2 separate regions of the Mus musculus genome follow, and region 2 is linked to region 1. A link is a loop called in an ENCODE intact Hi-C map of the cell type or tissue named here. Cell type or tissue: left cerebral cortex. All regions are shown on one strand. Each heading gives the region's core, and the rest is flanking DNA. Links, peaks and the distances in the headings are about the cores only. Region 1 holds the start of Gm35315. Region 2 holds the start of Fgfrl1 (fibroblast growth factor receptor-like 1).

Region 1 (11,709 bases), core at 1,915-9,914:
TGCCCCTCTACCCCAGTCAGTGGCGCATTCCTCCAGTAAGTCAGACAGCCAGAGCCACTGACAATGATTGACAGCTCCCCCACGGAAGCCCCATCTCAGCCTGGCCCCCGCATCCGGAGAACGTGAGGTTGGCCCCGTACTCACCTGGGATGGACAGGTGGTGCAGGGGGACATCCCACAGCTGAGGGCACAGCTGCGACATCCAGTCTGCCTGGTCTCCCATGGGAGCTGCAGCTGCGGCGGGTGGGGAGGGGGAGGAAGAGCACAGGGCGCAATGAGTCGGGGGGGGGGGGCAAGGCTCCGTGAAGGGGCGGGGCAGGGCCATGGGTGGACATGGCAGGACTGAACAAGATGGAGCTAGTGGGGAAACTGAGGCAGGAGGCCTGTGACTATGGGCCTGCTGAGCTGTGCTAGGGACCCGCACTCCCCACCCCTTGTGCCCAGGGAACCCGCATTCCAACCCTGGGTGACCCCTGGACCCATGTTCTACCCCGTGACCCCCACTCTCCCCCGCCGTGTGTCCCCTGGACCCGCATTTCCACCCCCGGGTGACTCCTGGGCCCATGCTCCATCCCCCAACCCGTGTGACCTCAGGACCCTCGCTCCCACCACGTGACCCATACTCTCACCCCCACCTCCGTGACCCTGGGATCAGAACTTCCTTCCCCATCCCAGTGTGGCCCTCAGACCTATATTCTCCACCCCACCCCACCCCCACCTCCCACCTGTGACCCTGTTCAGTCACTGACCTGCGGTCCCGGCACCCCGCGGGTGTTCACGTGAGACGGAGGAGGGGGAGCACCAAAGTCCACGCTGTCCCACTAGCGAGTCTGTGGCCCGAGCTCCCTCCCCCAAAAGACTCTGTCCCCTGCAGGGGCGTGGCCGCTGTGATGTCACGCATAGTCAGGACACATGCATGCATACCTTCGGTGCCTACTGTGTGCTCTGGGACGGTCAACACGTTCTTATGCACTGAGCGGCAGACTTCACCCACTCTTCCTACCCTGCTCGGCTCTAGTCCCTGCATTAGGGGTGGGGTGGGGACCAACTCTGACTGGCTCATTCTTCAGCCATAATCCTGGCAGGCCGGGCAGGCTAGCATCTGAGATACAGAGGGGAAAACTGAGGCAGCTAGAAGGGAGGGGGCCACCGAGGCAGCTGGGGCGAGGGGAAACTGAGGCACCGTGTCCCGAGGACTCCCTCCCTCCCTTGTCCCTTCCCCTCTCTTACCAAGCACCAGATCAGACTCCACTGCCAGCGCAGTTAAGTCATGCGTGTGTAGGCATAACCTTTTTTGAAATCTACTTTTAATAAGGGTTCAACCTCTCTTCTAACCTACCACAAGGAGCTGCTGTTCCCAAAGGCTCTGTGATGGGTCTTCCCTTCCAGGGTCAAGCCCTTACAGGCCCTGCATTCCTCTGCCCTGGCTCCAGAGCCAAACTGCCAGGCATCTACTCTTTTCATCCTAACCAGCTGTGGTTTTAAAGCCACAGGATGGTAAACTTTTGTTTCCCTGGCCCAGCAAGGCTCCTTCTCCTCCTCCTCCTCCCCCTCCTCCTCCTCTTTCAGGAATTCGAGCCTGGGGAGGGACACAGGCTGGAGAAGGATGGGCTCAGAGGCAAGTGTGGACTGGGGCACAGGGGGGACCTGAGCCTGGGGTTCCAGGAATTGCCTAGGAGCTCCCCGCATGCCACAAAGGTTCACAGACTTTTCTGTTTACCCCTCCCCCCCCCCCCCCCCGGGCTCTGCAGGATCCCCCACCAGAGGTCTAGGACTGGGTGGTTGTCACTGCCTCCAGCAACCCTCCCTTCCTCTCTCCCTCCCTCCCTTTTTCAGTCCCTCCCCCCTTCACCTGCCAAGGCCTGTGCAGGACTTAAGAGCTCTGCTGATGGTAAACCAGGGAAGCAGTCCCCTGTATGTTACAAGGGAACCCCTGAGTGCTTCCTGAGTGTAACCTCCCCCAGCCTTGAAGCAGGCTGATTCAGACCTTGCTGCCACTGAGTACGAGACCACCTGGGGTGGAGCCTTCTGACTTAGAGGGCTGTATTGTTCTGCCACCTGCCTCTGCTCTACTCCAAGACACTGCTACCTGCTGAGAGGCCCTTGAGATGGAGACTTCAAGCAATCCAGTAATTTACACCTACTTGCCAAACCAGTTCTGTGCAGCAGATGGCACAGGCTGGCAATGGGCATCAAGAATAGATCTGCAGTGGGTGGGCCTCCCCACTTTATAAGCACAGACTCTTAGTAAACTTGGGGGCCTTGAACAGAAACATGTCTTGGCCTCCATTATTTCTCTCCGTACAGCTCGGACCTCCCACTCAGGAACCCAGTTAGTGTGGCCGCAGGCGGTTACACCTGAGACCCACTTGTCCTGTGCCCTCAGCAGGTATCCCCGAGCCCAGTGCAGGTCCCCTGGGCCTTAGTAGGTGTCTAGTCCCCTCATAGGTATTCTCTGACCCGGCAGGTCCAGTGCAGGACTCCTGTGAAATCTGTAGGTGTTCTGTGCCCTCTACAGGTCTCCTGTGCCCCAGAAGGTGTCCTGTACCCTCAGCAGGTGTCCTGTGTACCCAGCAGATGTCCTGTACTCTCAGCTGACCTCCTGTGCTTTCAGGAAGGTTAGGGTTTGGGTTAGTCAGTTGTTCCATGTCCAGCCTAGGAAGGGTCCTTTGAAGCCAGATACCAGCAGCCATTTGAAGACTTCCACCTTTCCCAGGAGCATCTCCCAGACCATTTAGACAATCGGGAATGAAGGTCCCCAAGAAGGACTCTGGTCAATGGGGACAACCGCCTCTAGTCATGCCCCCACCTTGTTGGGGAACTTCAGGTGCTGCCCACCTATGGAATGCTATGGGCTGGGTTCTCTGGAAGTGGTCCTGTAAAGCCATCCTGGTCTCACAGCCTGGAGCCTGGATAACGGCAGTGAAGGCTAGACAAAAACCAAGGCCATTAACGAGATATATTGTTTCGGGCCTCCATGCCCAGCTCTCAGTAAAGCAAAAAACTGTACTGCGTCTTGCATTAAGCACAAACATCTGGCCCAGAATGTAGAGGTGGGTCCTTCTGTCTTGAGCCAGGACCAGGGCTGAAGTTCCTTGGAAAGAGAAGTTGCCTCAGTTGGTGGCATAGGAGGCTTGAAGGAGCTGCTGATGTTATTCCTGAAAGAGGAGGAGCATCTACCCTTTTACTGGTAAACGAACTAAACCCAAGTTTGTAAGAAGAAAGTTTTGTTCCTTTAGTAAGACTAAGCCTGCCTTGTTATTAAGAAAAGACCTGCCGGGCAGTGGTGGTGCACACCTTTAATCCCAGCACTTGGGAGGCAGAGGCAGGCGGAAGGCCAGCCTGGTCTACAGAGTGAGTTCCAGGACAGCCAGGATTACACAGAGAAACCCTGATAAGGAGAAGCCTGCCTGCTCCTTCTGCTCTCTGCGACATCTTTTTTTTTCCTCTCTCCCTCTGCATTCTGCGCATTGTTCTCTTAGTTTTTGTTTTTGTTTTTGTTTTTTTTTATGTTACCTTACAGTTTCTAAGTTATTCCACTCTGTATCCTCCTAACCTTGCTCTCTCCTCCTGCTCTGATGTCACAATAATACTCTTACTCTCAATGCCTTTTTTCCCCTATGCTATGCCTTTTCTTCTAAGTTCTTCTTGAGTTCAGTTCTGTCAAAAAAAAAGTTTTCTCCTGTCCTAACTAAAAAATTATCCTCAGTTCTGTTCTAAAAAGTTCTGTTCAGGTCTGACTAAAAAGCATTCTGTCACTCTTTCTTTTCGCTGCTGCGTCTGCAGCCATGAGTATGCTCAGGCTACAGAAGAGGCTTGCCTCTAGTGTCCTCCGCTGAGGGAAAAAGAAAGTCTGGTTGGACCCCAATGAGACCTATGAAATCGCCAATGCCAGCTCCTGTCAGCAGATCAGGAAGCCGATCAAAACTGGGCTGATCATCCAGAAGCCTGTGACTGTCCGTTCCAGGGCTCGCTGCCGGAAGAACACCTTGGCCCGACGGAAGGGCAGGCATATGGGCATAGGGAAGAGGAACGGTACTGCCAACGCTAGGATGCCAGAGAAGGTGACCTGGATGAGAAGGATGAGGATCCTACGTGGGCTTCTCAGGAGATACCGGGAATCTAAGAAGATTGACCACCATATGTATCACAGCCTGTACCTGAAGGTCAAAGGGAATGTATTCAAAAACAAGTGGATTCTCATGAGCACATCCACAAGCTGAAGGCAGACAAGGCCCACAAGAAGCTCCTGGCTGACCAGGCTGAGGCTCGCAGGTCTAAGACTAAGAAGCACGCGCGCCTCCAGGTGAGAAGGAAGAGATCACCAAGACTCTGTCCAAGGAGGAGGAGACCAAGAAATAAAGCTTCCCTCGCCTCGTGTCTGTACATAGTGGCCTGGCTGTGGCCTCACTTAGATCAGTCATTAAAATAAAACAAGCCTTTGTCTGTTAAAAAAACAAAAACAAAAAAAAAACCCGTTCTGTCTAAAAGGTTCTCCTCAGGTCGGTTATGTTTCTCTGTCCTCAGCACTTAGACATCTTTCAGAACACATGATCGCATGCTAAAAAAAGTTCATCACAAGTTTATGCATAATTTAAATCATAAATTGAAATAGAAGTTTACAACAGAGAATGTTTACATGCATATCCATTAGGAGTGATTATCTGGCTAGACATCCATCACCTGTCTCAGCTCCACAGGTTCACTGAAGGTTTAAAACCATAACTAAGTTATTAGTGAAGTTTTGTATAGATAAACCCAGTCAATATTTTATCCTCTCTCTTAGCACCTATAATAAATTGTTAGTTCCCTTTTTATGACCTTTGGTTTTACAACCTCTTGAAATGTGCTCTGAGTAGTAAAAGCAAGTGATTGGTGACAGAGACTGGCAAAGTTCTCATTGCAGTTTTTTGTTTGTTCGTTTGTTTTGTTTTGTTTTGTTTTTTGAGACAGGGTTTCTCTGTGTAGCCCTGGCTGTCCTGGAACTCATGCTGTAGACCAGGCTGGCCTTGAACTCAGAAATCCGCCTGCCTCTGCCTCCCAAGTACTGGGATTAAAGGTGTGTGCCACCATGCTCAGCTTTTTTTTTTTTTTTCTTCTCATTGCAGTTTTGACTATTAGAAAGGACCTAATAGCAGTCCCACTAATTTTAGGAATTGTTATAGGATCATCATTAAGAATTAAGAAGTCATCTATTTGTCTATATAGAATCACTACAACAACACTACAAGACAGTACATCTTCGTAGATCTGCAGAGATTTGCTTTAAAGGGTGGACTAATACCTAGTGATTATGAATATAATAATAACAGGAAAAGCATATTAGTAACAGGAATCGACTTCAGAAATCTGGTATATACTGAAGGCCAGCTGAGACACAGACTAAACCACTATTAGATAGACTAGCTGGACCACAGCCGGGAAATTATTCTAAGAAATCCACTTGTGTGTGTGTTTTGTTTGTTTGTTCGAGGCAGGGTTTCCTCTGTATAGCCCTGGCTGTCCTGGAACTCACTTTGTAGACCAAGCTGGCCTCGAACTCAGAAATCCGCCTGCCTCTGCCTCCTGAGTGCTAGGATTAAAGGCGTGCGCCACCACGCCCGACATAAATCCACTTTGTACATACATAGATTCATCCTATCAGGTCTGCTCGTCTGAGAACCTTTACTAATACAGCTCTGCGTGTGAATGTGTGTTCACCTTCCCACGGAGGAAGGTGTGCTGGCTAACAATATTGCGCCAAAGGGTTTGTCATCCATTTCTTGTTTTTCTCCCAGGGTTCTCACACCTAGTGGTGATAAACTAGCTGCAGTTTAACTAAGCCCAGCATGAAGGACACAACCCAAGTCTAACTGGAGTATTTGCAGGTTTATTGAGGGCAGCTCTCTAGTGGACTCACTAGTCCCAAGGAGGTCAGAGAAGTCGTTATGGGGAGGGAGAATGAGGAGGGGTGTGGGGAGAAAGAGAGAAAAAGCAAGAAAGGCAAACAGGCAGAGAAAAATGCAGGGCATGGGGAGGGGTAAGAGAGAAAGAAGAAAAGTGGAGAGAGGAAAAGGGAAGGGGAGGGAGGGAGAGGGGGAGAGGGAGACACAGAGACAGAGAAACCGAGACAAAGAGCACAAAATGTCTGGATTACATAGAAAGAGCTTCTGGTGGAGGGAAAACCTGGCCCTTGGGCTGGAAAGTTCAGGGTACAAAGCAGGGTATGCCAGCCATGCCCTGTAACAGGTGGAGAATGCAGAGTTCTGGGATAGGTCCGGCCAGCTTTGCTATTCAGTGCGCATTTCAGCCGCTTGTCCCAGCCACAAAACAAACATCTTGTTTCCTAAAATCTCTCTTTAATTGCTAATATCCTGGGCACCCTTCCACTTGGGCAGATTGATAACTCCCCTGCAAATTGAGTAATGGGCTATGCAAGCTATCTACCTTGATTCCGGAGTAAGAAGGGAAAGAACCAACTGAGTGCTGTGAGGGGAGCTCAGGCTGAAGTCAGAACCTGGTGAGCACAGGGTCACTGCCCACAGAGGGGAGGAGCGGGCTGCTGAGCAGTGGTAGGTGGAATCCTCTCTGGGGCTGCGCAGAGAGACAGATGGGTAGGCTATTGGAGGACAGGCACAAGTGTTACATAAATGCATATCTCGGTAGATCTGGAAAAGGTCGGGCCCCGGACTGGAAGCCTGGGCTGAGAACCTCTTTATCGCGTCTCTTCCGCACACTCTAACCCTAAGAGAGATTCTCATGTCACTCAAGAATCACTGGCCAATCAAAGCCTTCGGGCGTGCCAGTCAGAAGAGGAGGCGGGTTCTTCTGCGAGCCACGCGGAGGGTTCCTCTTAGTAGCTGAGCAGGCTTGAATGGTCCTCTGTTCTGACTCTGGATGCTGTGACTCGCGCTCTGGCAAGCTTTAAAGTTGCGGCATGGTGAGCACAGGGTCACTGCCAACAACCGGGAGGAGCAAGGGGCTGGGCAGTGGGAGCTGCTGTGTGGGTTCCCGCCTCCCTGCCCCCCCTCCCCCCCGCCCGGGCCGCCAGATGGGGCCACCTATGAGGTCAGGTGCGGCCACCTATGAGGTCCCTTGTGGTCCTAGACAATTGCTAGACCAAGCCTCTGAATAACTTCATTGTGGGGACTGCATCTGCGAAGAGCATTTGAAATAGTGGCTTGTGTGTAAAAAGATCTTTAGCTTGATCCCAAACTCAGAGAGTCCTAGTTTCTACAAGTTCTGTTGTTAGCATTTGACATTAAGGTGGACAATCCATTTGGAGTTAATTTTGTGGAGGTTGTGTGCTGGGTAGCAATCCAATATCAATCTGTGATGTAAAAGTACAGGATTGATGATGTAAAGGATTTACTAAAGCTTAGGAGATAGTAAGGCACTCTAAGTAGAATTTATCTAAGGGTGGACTGCATTTAACACATCCCATAGATGAATAATATGCTAACCAGGCCTGTTAGAAATTAGGATGTTAGGATACACATGTTTATTCACCAGGATTGTCCAGAAATATGGCTCCAAACCATAATAAAGGAAACAACCCTGATTTACAACCAGCCACCAATCCCATCCCCATATCAAAGAGCAGGCCTCTAACCAGCTGCTTAATGGGGCATTACAGGATCATAACCAATGTTAATTAGGGCCTAGTGTGCCATAAAGTTTCAGTTTTTTTCTTGAGAAAAGCATAGTTTTGCCACATGGGCAAGATGACACCTGGTGACAGACATTTGAAAAGTTTAAGAAACAAACTCAGGAGGCAGAGGCAGGCCCATTTCTGAGTTCAAGGCCAACCTGGTCTACAAAGTGAATTCCAGGACAGCCAGGGCTACACAGAGAAACCCTGTCTCGAAAACCAAAAAAACAAAAACAAACAAACAAACAAACACCACTGTTGTGTTGAATGCTGGCCTGATCAAGTAAGGCTTTCTTTCTCTGAAGTCCACGTGTACGGAGAATGACACAACTCCTTCTGAAACCCAGGAACATGCTTGGCAGAGCCAGTCACAATTTAAGGCCTAGTCCTTGGGAGCTTTCCCTGAGGCCCTGGGTATAGAGAAAACAGGGCTCCTTCTCTAAAACCTGGAATGTGCTTAGGAGCTGGTGGTAATGGTGTGGGGCAGGGCCTTTGGGAGGGGTTGAATCAGATTCTGAGAGCACAACTTCCCACCATATGGGGCTGTGGTTATCAATTCCAAGGCCACTAGAGGCTTGGTCAGTAGTGTTTCTGATTTACATTGAGTTCCCCTCGCGCAGCAGTGTTTGTTTAGACTTCACCTGAGTGCGTCCCATTCGATGATGCTTCTGCTGACTTCACAGAAGTCTCCTGTTTCCTTCCATTTCCCCCATGTAAGTAGGGTATTCTTTTTTCTTTTAAAAACGTATTTATTTAATATACATTTGTACACTATAGCTGTCTCAGACACACACCAGAAGAGGATATCAGATTCTATTATGGATGGTTGTGAGCCACCACGTGGTTGCTGGGAATTGAACTCAGGGCCTTTGGAAGAGCAGTCAGTGCTCTTAACCTCTGAGCCATCTCTCCAGCCTGATGTTATTCTTCTTAGGAAGCTTACTTAGCATAAGACACAGCTTGTGCAAGACCTCCCCACCCCAGCTTTTATACTTTCTACGTTCTTCTCCTATGTTTTTCATCGTCTGGGACCTTCCTCTTGCTGTGTAAATTTCCCATGTGTCTTAGTGGCTAGACTTGCAGTCTCCAGTCTGTATTTAAGTTGTTCAAAACCTAACCTGGAACCTGAACCTAAAAGAGACTTAAGGGTGACAGCATATGTGGAATGCAAAATCTGTCCTAGGCTGGCTCCTCTATTAGCATTAACCAACCTAGCTGGTCATTGCTACTTTATGGTTTCTTTTTTTTTCTCCACCCTTAATCCACCCCCAATGGCCCTTAGTTTCAACCCCCCTACCACTAGATAGGAGAGAAACAAGGATGGAGTAGAAAGAGATCCTTGAATCTAATTTCTTTCCTTGTACTTGACCCACCAGCACACGTTGAACAGGGGAACATGCTTCTGAAGGGAAGCGAGGATGAAAGATAGGAAGGGCAGAAAGAAGATGGAAAGCCAAGAGTTAGATTTAGGAGGACTGCTGCGGCAGCAACCAGCATCCTCAAGTTTATTTTTCTTTCTTTTTTTTTTTTAAAGATTTATTTATTTTTATTATATATAAGTACACTGTAGCTGTCTTCAGACACTCCAGAAGAGGGAGTCAGATCTCATTTTGGATGGTTGTGAGCCACCCTGTGGTTGCTGGGATTTGAACTTCGGACCTTCGGAAGAGCAGTCAGGTGCTCTTACCCACTGAGCCATCTCACCAGCCCGAGTTTATTTTTTATAGTCTTTTTATACCCCCACAGTACCTTAGGAAGCAAAGCCACAAGCTAACAGAAAGAAATTGCAGAAGTATACACAGGACACCTGTTCTTTCTTATTCAGAGGGGCCTCCCTCTTCCTTCCACCAAGATCAATAGAACTTTCAGCTCCTCTGCACCTTGAGCCCCAGGTGCACCTCCTCTCATTGGTCCATGGCTCAGCAGGCTGGGAAGTCTGCCAACAGACACTGACAGAGTTCCCCCGGACAGCCAGGGCTATACAGAGGAACCCTGTCTTGACAACCCCCCCCACCCCCCAAATAGTTAAGCTTAACTTATGTAAGTGTGGCAAAAATCCTCCAGGACACTTTAAGAATCATTTTCTTCCATTTATATGTATAATTAAGAGACTCATGAGTTAAGGGTAATTTCCTCTGTTTTTAAAACAATGTATTTCATGTGTGAGTGTGTGGAAGACACACATCTGTGGGTCCTTGTCTTCTGTGCTGCATAGAACATCTAGTCAACAGGACCCCAGGCTTGCACACACTCTGCACTGCCCCAGTCCCAGCCAACTGACCTTCTCAAGCTTAAGTGAAAAAAGTAGTGCACAACACATATAACAAATGTGCCTTTAAGATAAATGAGGAGACTTCTTATATAATCACTGTATAGAAAAGGAATGATGAAGACCTCTATAGGATTTACAGTTGAGTGAAAGGAGCTAGTATGCTTTCTATGAAAATAACATCATTAGCCAAATATAATGACCTGAAAGTTGCATCTTAGACATATACATAAGCGTCGTACACCAAAAGGGCTATGGTTCCTATAAATCAAAGGTAGAAATCATCTGACTTTAAGAACAGTATATGATTTTAATGGAAAGTCTTACAATACGAGCTGAGTGGCTCCTCTGGCTTTTCTGTCTGTGATTTTTTTTATTTAAATATTTCGTAGTATGAATAAGATTGCATTTTTAAGTATAAATTGTGTTTACTATTTTTTAATTTTTAAAATTATTTATTTATTTATTTATTTTACTTATATGAATACACTGTAGCTGTCTTCAGACACATACCAGAAGAGGGCATCAGGTCCCATTACAGATGGTTTTGAACCACCATGTGGTTGCTGGAATTGAACTCAGGACCTCTGGAAGAGCAGCCAGTGCTCTTAACTGCTGAGGCATCTCTCCAGTCCCGTATTTACAAATTTTTATCTTCTTGAATTCAGGGGCTTTTTCGCAAGACCATGTATTCCTTACCTATCTATGAGGTTGTGTCTTTTGAGGGTTCTGGGTACCTAAATTTCATATTACAAACTGAAAATATCCTTCACCATTCCCTGAATCTTGCTGACCATTGTCCTGTCTGCTGCTGTTTCTTTTTTTTTTTTTTTTTTTTTAAAGTATTCTTTTTTTTTTTAAGATTTATTTATTTATTATATGTAAGTACACTGTAGCTGTCTTCAGACACTCCAGAAGAGGGAGTCAGATCTTGTTACAGATGGTTGTGAGCCACCATGTGGTTGCTGGGATTTGAACTCCGGACCTTCGGAAGAGCAGTCGGGTGCTCTTACCCACTGAGCCATCTCACCAGCCCCCTCTGCTGCTGTTTCTATGCTAGTAAATAGCAGGTGGTGAGCTGCATTGAGACCCTGACAGGGAAGGACTCCAACCCTCTTTCAAAGCACTGACCTGCCACTAAGGTCTGTCTTTAACTCATGTCTCATTCTGGGGAAAACAGATTCCTTTATGACATTAGTATTCATACAATAGCATTTTACTTATTTTATTGTACTGTGGAAAACCAGTAAGTGTCACTATCTCATGTGGACATTAGATCATGTTATAATGTAACTTGGTGCAGATAGCCTACCTGTATGCAGGATACTGTCGTGGGGTAGAATCTGAAGTACAATTTAGACGTTGTTGTGCCTGCCAATTGGTGTCCCTTAAAAAAGATGGTCGTGTTTGTTTCTCTTCCCCTTTTAACCCTTTAAAAGTGATTTGTGCTGGGTGTGGTGGCGCACATCTAGGCCAGCCTGGTCTACAGAGTGAGTTCCAGGACAGCCAGGGCTACACAGAAAAACACTGAGCTTTTTCTTAGGCTGTTTTCTTTCCAGTTCTGTCTCCATGGTCATCTACCTTACAGTTGTCTATGTGGTCGTGTTCAGTGGCCCTTTCCCCCAATCATTTCCCCAACGCTTCTGGTGTTTGTTTCTTCTTTTAGAAGAAATAGAATAATTTTTATTATTTATGATTTGGTAATGTCATTATACATTTTACCATATAGCTATAAACTGCCCAATATATAATGTGAAGTAAAATTAAGCAATTTTTTTCTATTTGATGGTGTTTAATGATTTAGGTTCTC
Region 2 (11,709 bases), core at 2,538-10,537, 1.4 Mb after region 1:
CCAAAGCCCAGGAAGTGGCAGAGATGCCCCTCAAAAGAAACAAGCATAGGTGGCAGTCACAAGGCCCAACTGCCTATTAGGTGTGCGGGGCCAGGCTTTGTCTTGTCTTGAGGCTAAGATCCTTGAAAGAATATAACTGCATGGACACACACACAAACACATGTGTGTGCATGCACACACTCACAATTGTGGCCAGTAACACACAGACCCAGGGCTGTGAGAGGACTAGGCCTTGATAACTAACTGAAGGTGCCCAAGGGACAGATCCATAGGCTCCACAGCCAGATTGATAGGACCCAGGCAAATAGTTATCCCATAAACAAGGCCACCTAGGCACCTCAAAGAGACGCCATGCTCCAATAAGCTGGTTAGTAGAGCTAGCTTGCCTGTTACCCAGCAGCAGCAATTAGGCAGCCAGAAGGATGTAGGGAAGAGAGTTCTTTGGAGGCACTGCCTGGTCCCCTAGGTCTGTCCTCTCTCTGGAATACCTCAGCTGCCACATCTGCTAGCTCCTAGACACTCCCTGATCCACCAAGACCATATAGCATAGATATCATCAGATAAGACCATAGCCCCGCAAGAGCCACATACATATCCACAGAAAGTGACTATCTCAGGACCCACTGAGGGGGATTCACCTGGACATCCAGCCCCTGAGCCTCTTCTCACAAACACTGGCTTGTTGGACTGTGGGCTAGCTTCAAGTCAGAAAACCCAACAGGCCCCTGTCCCTAGGCAAGCCCTAACTCTGATTCTGGACATACCCGACACCTCAAAAGCTATGTCCTCAACCCAAAGCTCCTGAGGCAATGTGCTACTCACCTAGCCCCAGTAAAGACTGGCGGAACATTTGGACTGCCTAAAACAAATAGTCCAGCAAAGCCATCACCACTGCTGACAGATTTCTTAGGGACAGAGTTAAGGATGTGAGGGCTCTGAATCCCAGTACCCCTCATCAATGTGTGGCTCTGAGCCTCATCCCATGCCACACCACTACTCCCAGAAGCTGGAAGATAGGCTGCAAGGCATATAGGGGCAGCTCAGTAGAAGGCTCTGGCCTGGTGTCCATGTTTCCTGTAGGGCACCAGGCCAGTCGGGGGCTGGAACCTTCTCCTACCATCCAGCATCGCACCTGAGCCAGAACAGCAGATGGCCCCCTTCCCACCTACTTCTAGCGGCACCACCACTAGCTCTACAGACCCTAGGCAGTTCATACAAATCTCTCGGGAAATAAACTCCTGGTGCAAAGAGGAGTTGTACTTCCTGCTCAGTGGGAAGCCCTTGCTTTTTGCAGCTATCCAATGGCATGCACCCTCTGTCTACCTTCTACCTCTCCTAAGCCTACACAGACTACACCTACCACAGGCCTACTCTGTTTGCACCCCAGCCTGGGGCTCTTAGCTCCTCCTACCCCATTCTCAGGAACCCTTTGCTCTCCTCCACCTTGAAATATAGGCAAGAGTACTGGTTAGAAGAGCAGGTAGCAGGCAGAGGAAGGTACCTATGAAGGACGGAAACAGGGGCTTAGACACACCTTACCCCCTATGCATTCTGGGGTCACCACATTAAGGCAAAATGAGGGAGAAGAGGCCACTATGGACCAAGCATCAGGTTCTGGCTATAAAGAGGGCAGGTGGCCAGTAGGGGAAATGAGGCTGTTGGGCCACAGCCAACTGCCCCCAGCACTACCAGCAAAGACTGAGCCAAGGCCAGGAAAACCAGAGACTAGAGGCCTCAGCTGGGGAAAAACCAACATTTCCCTAGTAAGGGCCACAGCACAGGGCAGGCTGACTGAAAGGCAACTCTGAGAGCCCAGAGGCCCATTGATCCTGCACAAAGGATAAAGGAGCCTGTGGTCGGTATTTCCAGGCCTAGCCAAAGGCGACTTTGTTCACAGCTCCCTCCCCGCCCCCAGGGGGACAGTGATTTATTTTCCCTTCCAGGAATAGGGCCCCAGATGTGAATGGGAGGCTGGCCCACATCCCTACCTCACAGGGGCTAGGCCTGGCTCCCGAACATCTACCTCACTCCAGCCACACTCTGATCGGCCACAGCCTGTGAAGAAAAGAGGCCTCCTACAGACTGTTTAAAAGCCAGGGTCAGCTCCACACAAATGGCCAATCATCATCTCCACAGCACCACATACACATCCTTCTCTACAACACAGGACTCTGGGCAAACTGCTGCACTGTACAGCCATGGCAGGCACCCCGACTGTCCATCAGGGCCAGCTCACTCCAAACCCAAAGACTGGGTCCAAAAGACAGAGAAGACTCCTAAGCTGGCTGCTCAGAGGCTGGTCCCAGAGGTGGCACTTCACTTCTAGACTTATCTTTGAGAATGGTATTCTGTTCTGAAACTTACATTCTAACTGTGAGAAACGGGATGGACTAAACCAAACCTTGTCTTTTTTTCAAAGGGGGTGGGTGGAAGTATCTTAGGGCAAATTCACTGCATTGTGAAACTTTGGGCAAAGGGGAACTTTTAAAATATGATCCCAATCTAGAGATGTACAGATTCCAAAAACTGTGACACCCCAGGGAAATAGCTTTCAAAACAGCCCAAACTCTACACGCAGTTCTTTGGCCCAATTTAAGGTCAAAATTGGGCCTACTCACGAAGAACCACTGGAGAAGGAATGCATTTGGAATAGCTTAGCCCCTCCAGTCCAGATTGTGCCTGAAGGGAGAAGTCAGCATAACTCAGGAAACGCCATTCTTCCACCCCAACCACAGGGCCCTTGCCCTTGGAAGGCAGATCTTTCCAGCTTCCTAGTGCTGGCCAAAGGCCTTCACTAGCACAGCCAGGGTCAGATACAAGGCACAGTCCCAGGACTGTGGCCAAGGGAGACAAAGGCAGAAACAGTGGACCCTCTAGGACCGTCACCAAAAGGTAGTGCTGCTGCCCACTGCCACCCATCAATCTGCCTGAAGCTCCAGCCAGTGATCATGGCAGGGCAGGAGCCTTCAGAGCCTCCTTTGCTGAGCAGCCAAAGAAGAGGCAGGTGCAGGGATGGGGTGTATCCAAACAGATAAAAGACCAATCATAGACTGGGCCACCAGTTGGGGGGGGGGGGAGGGTGAAGAGACAACTCACCCAGCATGGCCCAAGTGCCTACATGCCCAGGACACTGTCCAGCCCAGCTGTGCCTGGACAGCCCCCACCCTCCAGCCAGCCAGTCCCCAAGCAGAAGAAGGGGGGTTATAGTGGCATAAGGCCCACCTGGGCCGCCACCCGCCGCCCAACACCAAACGTGGCCATATAAGGCCAGGTTGGGCTCAGTGCGCCCGCGCTAGTGGCGGGGGGAGGAGATGCGAAGCCTCAGAGGACTGGTGGACAGAGCAAGGACAGTCCTGAGTGGCCAACACACCCAAAGGGCCCGCCTGGCCATCAGTCCTGCCTAACCATAGGGGAGCCCAGCACTGTGCCCCGTGACACTGGAACACAGTGGCCAAAAATCTACGGGCATGTATCACCCATCAGCTCTGGGTGCCCTCTGCCAGGGCTAGGTCTAGGGCAGAGCTCCCCAGAAGACGAGTGATGTAGCCAAGCCATAGTGTGGTGTATCCTGCAACAACATAGTGTGTGACCCTGTGGTCTAAGATCTTCCACCTTTACTGTAGTGATGTTCTGTGCTCTGGGGACTCCCAGATGGTAGACTATGCTACCTGTAATTGATAAGCAAGCCAAGGGTCCAGAGCTGGGTCAGCTGAGGGCTGGATCAGAGCGAGCTCCAATCACCAAGATATCACCAATGTTCTCTATATTCAGCTAGGCACTGTGTGAGTCTCTGCAAGTTCCCAGGGACCCAATTAGGTTTTCTGCTCCCACAAAGAGTCCACTCCCCAAGAATCTGGGGGAGGGGTGACAACCACCTGCTCTCCATCTAGATATGCACCTGAAAGTGTGTTTATGCAAGATTATGAGGCTGTCCTGGAAAGGACCTAGGCAAGGCCAACAGTCAAATGATTCTGGGGCCCTTTACATGAGGTGTCAGCCAAAGAGGGTGAGCTGGGGGTATCTGATTGTGACTAGGTAACCCCAAGAGTGAGGTAGAGGCATGTAAAACCGACAGTACTTCAGGTTAAGGATGGGGGTTGGGGGGAGGATCTGCTGCGATGGAGCAGACAGGGAGGGGAGGAGTGTGCCAGGCGGGCACTGTGTGGCAGAGTTCAGGGCTGGTGGGAAAGGGGCGGCGCTGCAGAGGCCAAAGCGCCAGACTGGGCGCCAGGACTCACCTCGCGCCGCCTCAGCCGACGGGAGGGCCCCCAATAGCAGCAGCAGCAGCGCGGGGCTCCGCGTCATCTCGCCGGTCGGACCTGAAGCAGGGGCGCGGTCACTGGGAGCTGGACTGGACGCCACTCAGGGCTCAGGCCCGCAAGACCCAGGTCGCGGCCGCAGAGCCAGGGTCCGGCCCCCCTCGGCGCCGAGCTCCAGGCAAAGGAAGCGAGGCGCGTAGACGCTGAGCGTATCAAAGGCAGACAAAGGGTTTACACTAATTACCAGCCGCCCCCGCCGCCCCCTTTCCAAACACCGTCTGGATTCCTGGCGCTTGTAACTCGGGCCCTGCCCGCGGGACACACAACACCGAGCGGCCCCGCAGATAATCGCCTGCGCCATTAGCGGACAAATTTGCGCTGGGGGGCCCACGTGGGGCTCAAGGGGGGGCGGGGCGCGGGGCAGGGCCGCGGGCCCCACAGGAGCAGCTACGGCGCGAGCCCGGCTCCCGCCCCGCACAGTGATCGCGGCCCTGCCCTTCGCGCCCCGCACTCTAACCCATTCCAGCCCTCCCTCCGGGGGTCGCGGACGTACAGCCCGGCTCACCTCGACAGGGATCAGCGCGGGGGCGCGCAGCAGGCAACGGGGTCAGAGCCGGGCCCCTGAGCAGCGCGACGCGGTCATCGCTGCCCCGGGCGCCGCATCCCGCCCCCCGCGCCCCCGGGCCCGGCCTGGGCGGGGCGGCGCTACCTGGGCGCTGGCGGCTGGGGCCGGGCTGGGGCGCGGGGCGCGCTGTCCGCGCGGATAAACGGCGAGGCTTGGCGAGGGCGGGGAAGAGGGGCGGCGGGGCGAGGGGCCCGGGGCGCCGCGCCGCGAGGCGTCCTTCCCTGCGGGGCTTTGTCAACTCTCCCGGAGCGAGCGCGGAGCAGCCCTGAGCTCCGCCCCGCACAACTTCCGGCCAATCTGCGAGCCCCAGTCCGCCCCGTTCCCCGCCCCTCCCCGAAACTTTGCTCCAATCCGCACACGTGCCCGCCAGGCTCGCTGCTTAACCCTCGCAGTGCTTCTGCCCTTCAGGCTGGCGGCTCCCCGGAGCGCGCCCAGTCGGCCCTGCCTCGCCGCGCCCCCGCCCCTGGGCTCTGGGAACGCGCGGTCCCGCTAGCCTGAAGACCAGCTGATGGCCGCGGAGCCCACTCGGTATCTGCACCAGCTAGGCCCCTGGCCCCCAGAGCTGGCCGTTACTGCACTGTCTCTACTCCCGGCTTTAAACAGGAGGAAGGGAGCTGAACGGAACCTTCGAGCTTTTGTGAGTAGAGAGGCCGCTGTGCTGCTCTGGTTTGAGGGCGGGGGGTGGGGGGGTGGGGGTGGGGGGGTAAGGTGCGGGGGGGGGGGGGGAGATGGCGCAGATCTCCAGTGCTGGAGTCCAACGAAGCCCTGACTTGAGCATCTAGTTGTACCTAGGACCTTAGGAAGGCTGAGAGGGTCCTACAGCCCACCTGGATACTTCTCTGCACCTCACCTGCTTTGTGATAGTAATCAACACACCCTTTTGTCTTTGCTACTTAGCAAGTGTCTTGCTGTACCCCTGCACCCATCAAACAGAAAGACTGGTGAGTTTCCCAAACCTCACTAGCTCCCTTCAGCAGCATCCTGATCCATCCCCCGCGATCTCTCCAGACAGCTTCCTGCCTACCCTCACTCACCAGAGCCAAAATTCATCAAAACATGAGTCTTGCCAGTTTTCTCAACATAAATCCCATAATTTTTGACGCCCCGGTAGTGCCTCCCAAGAGACCACTCCTAAGCTCCGCTTTCAAGGACCCTGATCCAAACAACTTTTCTTCTCTAAGCTAAGAAGCACCCCCTCTTTCCGGAAGCCTGTCAGAGAAAAATGAAACCGAGGAATAGCCTAGTGTTCCTAGCCCCAAATTCTGTTTCTGGGCTAGTGTGGGCAAATGGAGGTGAACCTTGTCTCCTCTGCATGAAGGTCCAAGTACCCATCTCAACTGCAACGCTGTGTCTCAGAAGCAGCCCATGGAACTTTCTCTGGGCTACCAGAGAATTTGGGCTAGTACTGGGGTCACAGAAAGCATTTAAAACAGACAGAGTGGGTCCTGACTAGTCTGAGTAGGTCCTGGCTCCACAGAAAGTTTTGTGAGGAGATGCCACCGAAGCATGTAGTGCAACAACATTGTGTTGCTGCCAACCAAGAGCAGTTGTGTGTGGAGGTGGCTCTGTAGTGTGGGGAGGTTAAAAGCAAATGAGCCCAATGGGCAGAAAAAGGTAGGCAATGGATTGAAGTTAGACGGGAAGGTGCAGAGACCACAGGTGAGTGAGGCTTGTTCAAAGACAGGTGTGTCAGTACAGGTGTGCCAGGAAGGGAGAAACACTACTCTATGCTTCCCTTCTGCCTGGCCACTAGGCCCTAAACCCCTGGTCACCACCTCCAGCCTCCTTCACCTTATATGTTCCCTGCTGAAGAGACCGCCGCCCCCCCCCCCCCAGCCCCCAGCCCCCAGCCCCCGCACCTGTTCCCTGTGGCCCACCTGCCCAGGTTCTCCACTCCTTACCCCTGCCCGGTGAAAGAACACGCTGCCCCCTGGCGGAGGTGATAGGTTAGGCAGCTATGGAGGGAATTTACCACCCCAGCCCCGCCCCGCCCCTCCACGTCCTGCCCGGTGCTCACAGGGTATCCACTCCTGCTGTCCGGAAACCGCTGCGCAGCTTTGGAACCTGGCTAGGCTCGCCTCACTGCTCTTTGGAACCCGAAACCGGAGTTGCAAGCCCTGCCCCTTTAAAAGTGAAACCTAGGCCGTTGGCCATTCCCTGTCCATTCGACAATCCCACTCCAGAGCATCACAAGTTTGTTTGCAGCATCTGCCAGCAGAGGTAAACTCTGCGGTTCCTAATTCTCTGTGATCCTCATTCTCTGAGCCCTGGTAAGACCAGGCTCTGTGATGGTCTGGAAGTGCGGCTGAACAAGGTAGACAATCAACCGTACTGAGGATAGCTCAGGATCAGCTGCAGAGGCTGAAAAGTGCATATGCCGCTAAAGAGACCTGCAGAAAACTGAACTGTAGTAAGGATTAGATTTGTACTCTCACCTGAAATAATTAACAGTGACAAATATGTGTGGAAGCCACTGAAGACATGAGACAGGCACTTCTCGGGAGATGGCTGCCAACAACTGTCCTCAACAGCCCAAGGCAGAGCCCAGGTGAGATGCAAGTTAGAGGGCAAGAGGACAAAAATCCACTGATTTCCAGAGACTTAAGAAGAGAACCCCATCCAGCACCGAGGGCCTCCAGAAAGGACAGAGAAAACAAGCGTGGAAAATTCTAGAACAGGAAACACTGCGTTCAGTCAGACAGTGTCCACAGCCCAAGTCAGACCCCGAAGTTCAAGTGCAGTTGCTAGAATCTAAAAATAAGCTTTCCTCAGTTGAAGTGGGGGAGACTCACCCAGACCAAGTAGTTCTGCCCCTTCCTGATGATGTGTGAAAATGAGACCCAGAGGATCCCCCAGCTTCCAAGTGACCCAGCCATATCCCAGAAGCATGTGCAGAAATAGAAATATTCAGCATAATTCCAGATGTCCAGGAAAAGAAATGTGGAGTTATAGCTCAGATGGGGAAGGTGGACAGAAGCAACAGGTAGCAGACTTAGAAAGTAGAAACATCACATGTTTTCGGTGATTATTTCTGTTGCAGAAAGCCAGGAGTGGCCAGTCACCCCAGTACTCAGGAGACTGAGGCTGAGGGTTCATGAGTTACATAGGACAACCTGGACTGTAGAGGGAGCCTGTGAGTATGGAAGATGGGGTGCTACAAAGAAAATGGAGACGTTGAATACAATCATGGGAGAAAAATATCTTGCAACTACAAATCTAATTTCGTTTTTTTTTTTAAGTATTTATTTATTTTATGTCTATGAGTACACTGTAGCTGTCATCAGACATACCAGAAGAGGGCATCGGATCCCATTACAGATGGTTGTGAGCCACCATGTGGTTGCTGGGAATTGAACTCAGGACCTCTGAAAGAGCAGTCAGTGCTCTTAACCACTGAGCCATCTCTCCAGCCCCACAAATCTAATTTCTATGTATGGAATTAAGCTCTTGAAATTAAGATGGTGGATAATTGTCAAAGCAAGGGTTGCTGGGCTTGAATGCAACAGAACTGTGCAAAGAAAGCACAGGAAGATGGCTGGGTGGAGTGACCATACCCCACACATATGAAAATTTAAAACATGCAATCGCAATAGCACAAACTCTGCAGACAATGGAAATAGAATGTAATTATTTTCTGCTTATGAAGTAATATGAATTGAAGCTAGACTGCAAACAGGCTAAAAGGCTTAGCAGGAAGCAGAGTTTGATGTCATTCTTGTCCTAACAACTCCAGTGTCTACACCAAAAGAATGGCTGGGGAATCAGAGTTCAGACTGGGGTCTGGGCAATATAGAAATACCCCATCTGGGCTGGTGAGATGGCTCAGTGGGTAAGAGCACCCGACTGCTCTTCCGAAGGTCAGGAGTTCAAATCCCAGCAACCACATGGTGGCTCACAACCATCTGTAATGAGATCTGACTCCCTCTTCTGGAGTATCTGAGGACAGCTACAGTGTACTTACATATAATAAATAAATAAATAAATAAATAAATAAATAAATCTTCAAATTCTAAATGAAGTACTTTATAAAAAAAAAACCCATCTTAAAACGCAAGTTTAGTCTAAATTCTCTAAACCATCAGACAATTTCATATAATGGAGTAACACAGGGGCAAAGGTGAGAAAAATCATCCCAGAGAAGAAAGAACAAATGAGAAAATAGAAGACAACAAGATGTCAGATATACACCCAATTTTATCTATAATGATAGTAAATATAAATATTCTAAACACCTGCAATAAAATGCATAAAATGTCCAGATTTTGGGGGCAGGGGCGGGGAAGACCTCTCTCCAGCTTCAAAACTGACTTTGCCTCCAAAAAGCAAAAGGCAAGGTGATGGCCACGGTGACACAGAAAAGCACAAGACAGGCTCAGCACCCCTTCCTGACTCCTAGAATGGACTGTCCTCTGACTAGGGACAGAAGAGCATTTCCTTAGCTTGGCAAAAGGTAGCTACCAACATAAATAAAAATGTAAAAATAAATAAATAAATAGATAAATAGGTCACACACACACACACACACACAAAAAAAACCCCTAAAACCCAAAAAACCTATAATCAGCCTCACACATAACTGAAAGATAACTAATTTTCCCTAAAATCAGGAACCAGATGCTCCTGTTCAGTCCACCTGTGATCCTTGCTGAGTGCAGAATCACAGGGAATATCCAAGGAAGTGGTGGGACACACCTGTGATGCCTTGCTGAGGCAAGAGGATTATGAGTTTGAGGCCAACTTAGGCTACACGGTGAGACCCTACATCGAAAACAGAGAAGAGCGAGAGATAAGATTGGAGGGAGGAAGCAGAACATTCAATATTTGTAAAGGACAAGGCGAGCTGTATGGACACTTCTGCGTCCACCATGCCTTGTATGTGCCTGTCGAGATAGAAGATCACGATAGAAAGATCCATCACAGCAGCAAATATAACATGGCTGACACTCGTGCTAGCTGAGTGTGTAATGTGACACCACCATTGTGGAAATGCCTCATGGGTTCTATCTAATATATGCTGTAGCCATCATACTCCCAGACCCACGACCAACAGAAATGAAGGCACATGCACAGGTGTCCACAGCAGCTTTATTCCCGACTGAGGCCAGGCAGTGTTTGGGAGTCCTCTGAAAGCCCTGAGAGGCCACTGCATGAGGCTGTGACAGTGAAGCTGGGTTGCTATGGAAACCCCAGAATGTGAGAGATGCTAAGCCATGAGGCATCTGTCAAGAAGAGTTACAGGCAGGATTTGGAACCATCCCCAAAAGAGAGATGTATGTTGCAGCAGCAAAGTCAGAGAAGCTGAGAAATCTAAGCCCTTTAAAACTAAAATCTAGCCGGGTGTGGTGGCGCACGCCTTTAATCCCAGCACTGGGGAGGCAGAGGCAGGCAGATTTCTGAGTTTGAGGCCAGCCTGGTCTACAAAGTGAGTTCCAGGACAGCCAGGGCTACACAGAGAAACCCTTGTCTCGAAAAACCAAAAAAAAAAAAAAAAAAAAAAAAAAAAAAAAAATTTAAATAAAAAAATAAAAAAACTAAAGTCTACAGGACTTAGTTTTCCTTACTAGGGTTCAGCCTTACTTTGGTCCAGCATTTTCCCACTATACCCCATTCTTCCCCTTTGGGATGGTAATGTATATTATATCCTTGTAGTTGGCACATACATACATATATACATACATATGTGTATATAACATTACTTTTTGATTTTGAAATTGTTTTGCATTTCAGAAGAGACTCTGGGTTAACAGTATTAGATATTTAAAAAAAACAAAACAAAACAAAAAAAAAAAAACTTTGGGAAGTTGGGTTAAATGTGTTTTGCATCATGATATGGCCACGGGCTGATGGGGCCCAGAGGATGGAATGTGGCGGTTTGAATTAGAAATTTTCTTTATAAGCTCAGACATTTGAATACTTGGTCCTCAGTTGGTGGTGTCATTTGGGGAGGATCACAAAGAGGTGCAGCCTTGCTAGAGTAACTACTCTACTGGAGGCAGGCTTTTGAGAGTTTATGCCCTCACCCTACTTCCAGCTCACTCTCTCTGATTTGTGTGTCTGTTTGAGATCTGTTTCCTGCTCCTAGGACTATGCCTACTTCTTACTCCTCTGCCTTCCTGCCATAATGAACCTTCATCCCTCTGAAAATATAAGCCGTAATAAACTCTTCCATAGATGCCTAGGCCATGGTGTATTATTGTAGCAATCGAAAATTAACTAATATAACACCCTCAATAAAAGTGAGGACTTGACCACTCCAAGGTGCGGCTGAGGAGATGTTTTATTGTAGATCTGAGGGAGAGTTCAAGCAGTGGCCTCTGGAAGGGTCCAGGCTGAACCAGTCCCCGGGAGAGCGAGCGCAGAGCGAGAAAGGAAGAGGAGATATGGCAATTGGACCAAGAGCATGAGGCCAAGAGAACACGTGGCCAAAATGGCAGGATATTATAAGAAAGAGAAGCTGTGGGGAGAGAAGCAAAGACGCTCAGCCCCTAGGCTAAAGAGGTTTAGGGTAGGGGTGAAGTAACCCCTAGGCTAAAGAAGTTTAGGGTAGGGGTGAAATAAGAGGTGCTGGGAGGAGCCACAGGTACTAAGTAAACCTCACTCTAGTTTGCATATTGATAGGTAGGAGAGTCTTTTCAGACCCAGCTCTGCCAGAGCCACTGGCCAGGGTACTTCCTAAAGCTGTTTTTCTATTCACCTGGCAGTGGTTCAGGCATGGGCAGGAGTGTACAGTCTCAATGCCCACCCCCAGGTAGCACTTGATCTGGTGGAATTTCTGTCCAGAAATCTGGATACCAAGGCCCCATGAACAAGGGTTCTGTGGGGTCA

The links. A loop is a pair of places that touch in the nucleus more often than their neighbours do. Peaks named below come from ENCODE experiments on the same cell type or tissue, not always from the same donor. Only the 100,000 strongest peaks of a DNase experiment are listed, where the experiment ranks them.
Region 2: a loop joins it to region 1, with 2.7 times the contacts of the local background. A loop is called at or near these places in 2 of 42 quality-filtered maps.

The regions. Positions count from the first base shown.
Region 1 is chr5:110,089,541-110,101,249 of GRCm38, reverse strand. It overlaps Gm35315, which reads left to right and starts at 6,452. Exons shown (of 6, transcript XM_017321231.2): 1 at 6,452-6,919; 2 at 8,254-8,343. The coding sequence starts at 6,917. It overlaps Plcxd1 (phosphatidylinositol-specific phospholipase C, X domain containing 1), which reads right to left and starts at 1,281. Exons shown (of 8, transcript NM_207279.2): 1 at 1,231-1,281; 2 at 925-1,102; 3 at 145-234. The coding sequence starts at 1,063. It also overlaps the pseudogene Gm46940. In left cerebral cortex, for the core only: a CTCF peak has its summit at 5,786; DNase peaks (open chromatin) are centred at 2,154 and 6,778; H3K4me3 peaks cover 1,143 bases; H3K27ac peaks cover 1,179 bases.
Region 2 is chr5:108,687,648-108,699,356 of GRCm38, reverse strand. It overlaps Fgfrl1 (fibroblast growth factor receptor-like 1), which reads right to left and starts at 5,128. Exons shown (of 7, transcript NM_054071.2): 1 at 4,825-5,128; 2 at 4,239-4,462. The coding sequence starts at 4,305. It overlaps Gm42151 (predicted gene, 42151), which reads left to right and starts at 5,291. Exons shown (of 2, transcript NR_168910.1): 1 at 5,291-5,521. In left cerebral cortex, for the core only: CTCF peaks have their summits at 6,820 (motif pointing left) and 7,997; DNase peaks (open chromatin) are centred at 4,390, 5,253 and 10,078; H3K4me3 peaks cover 2,352 bases.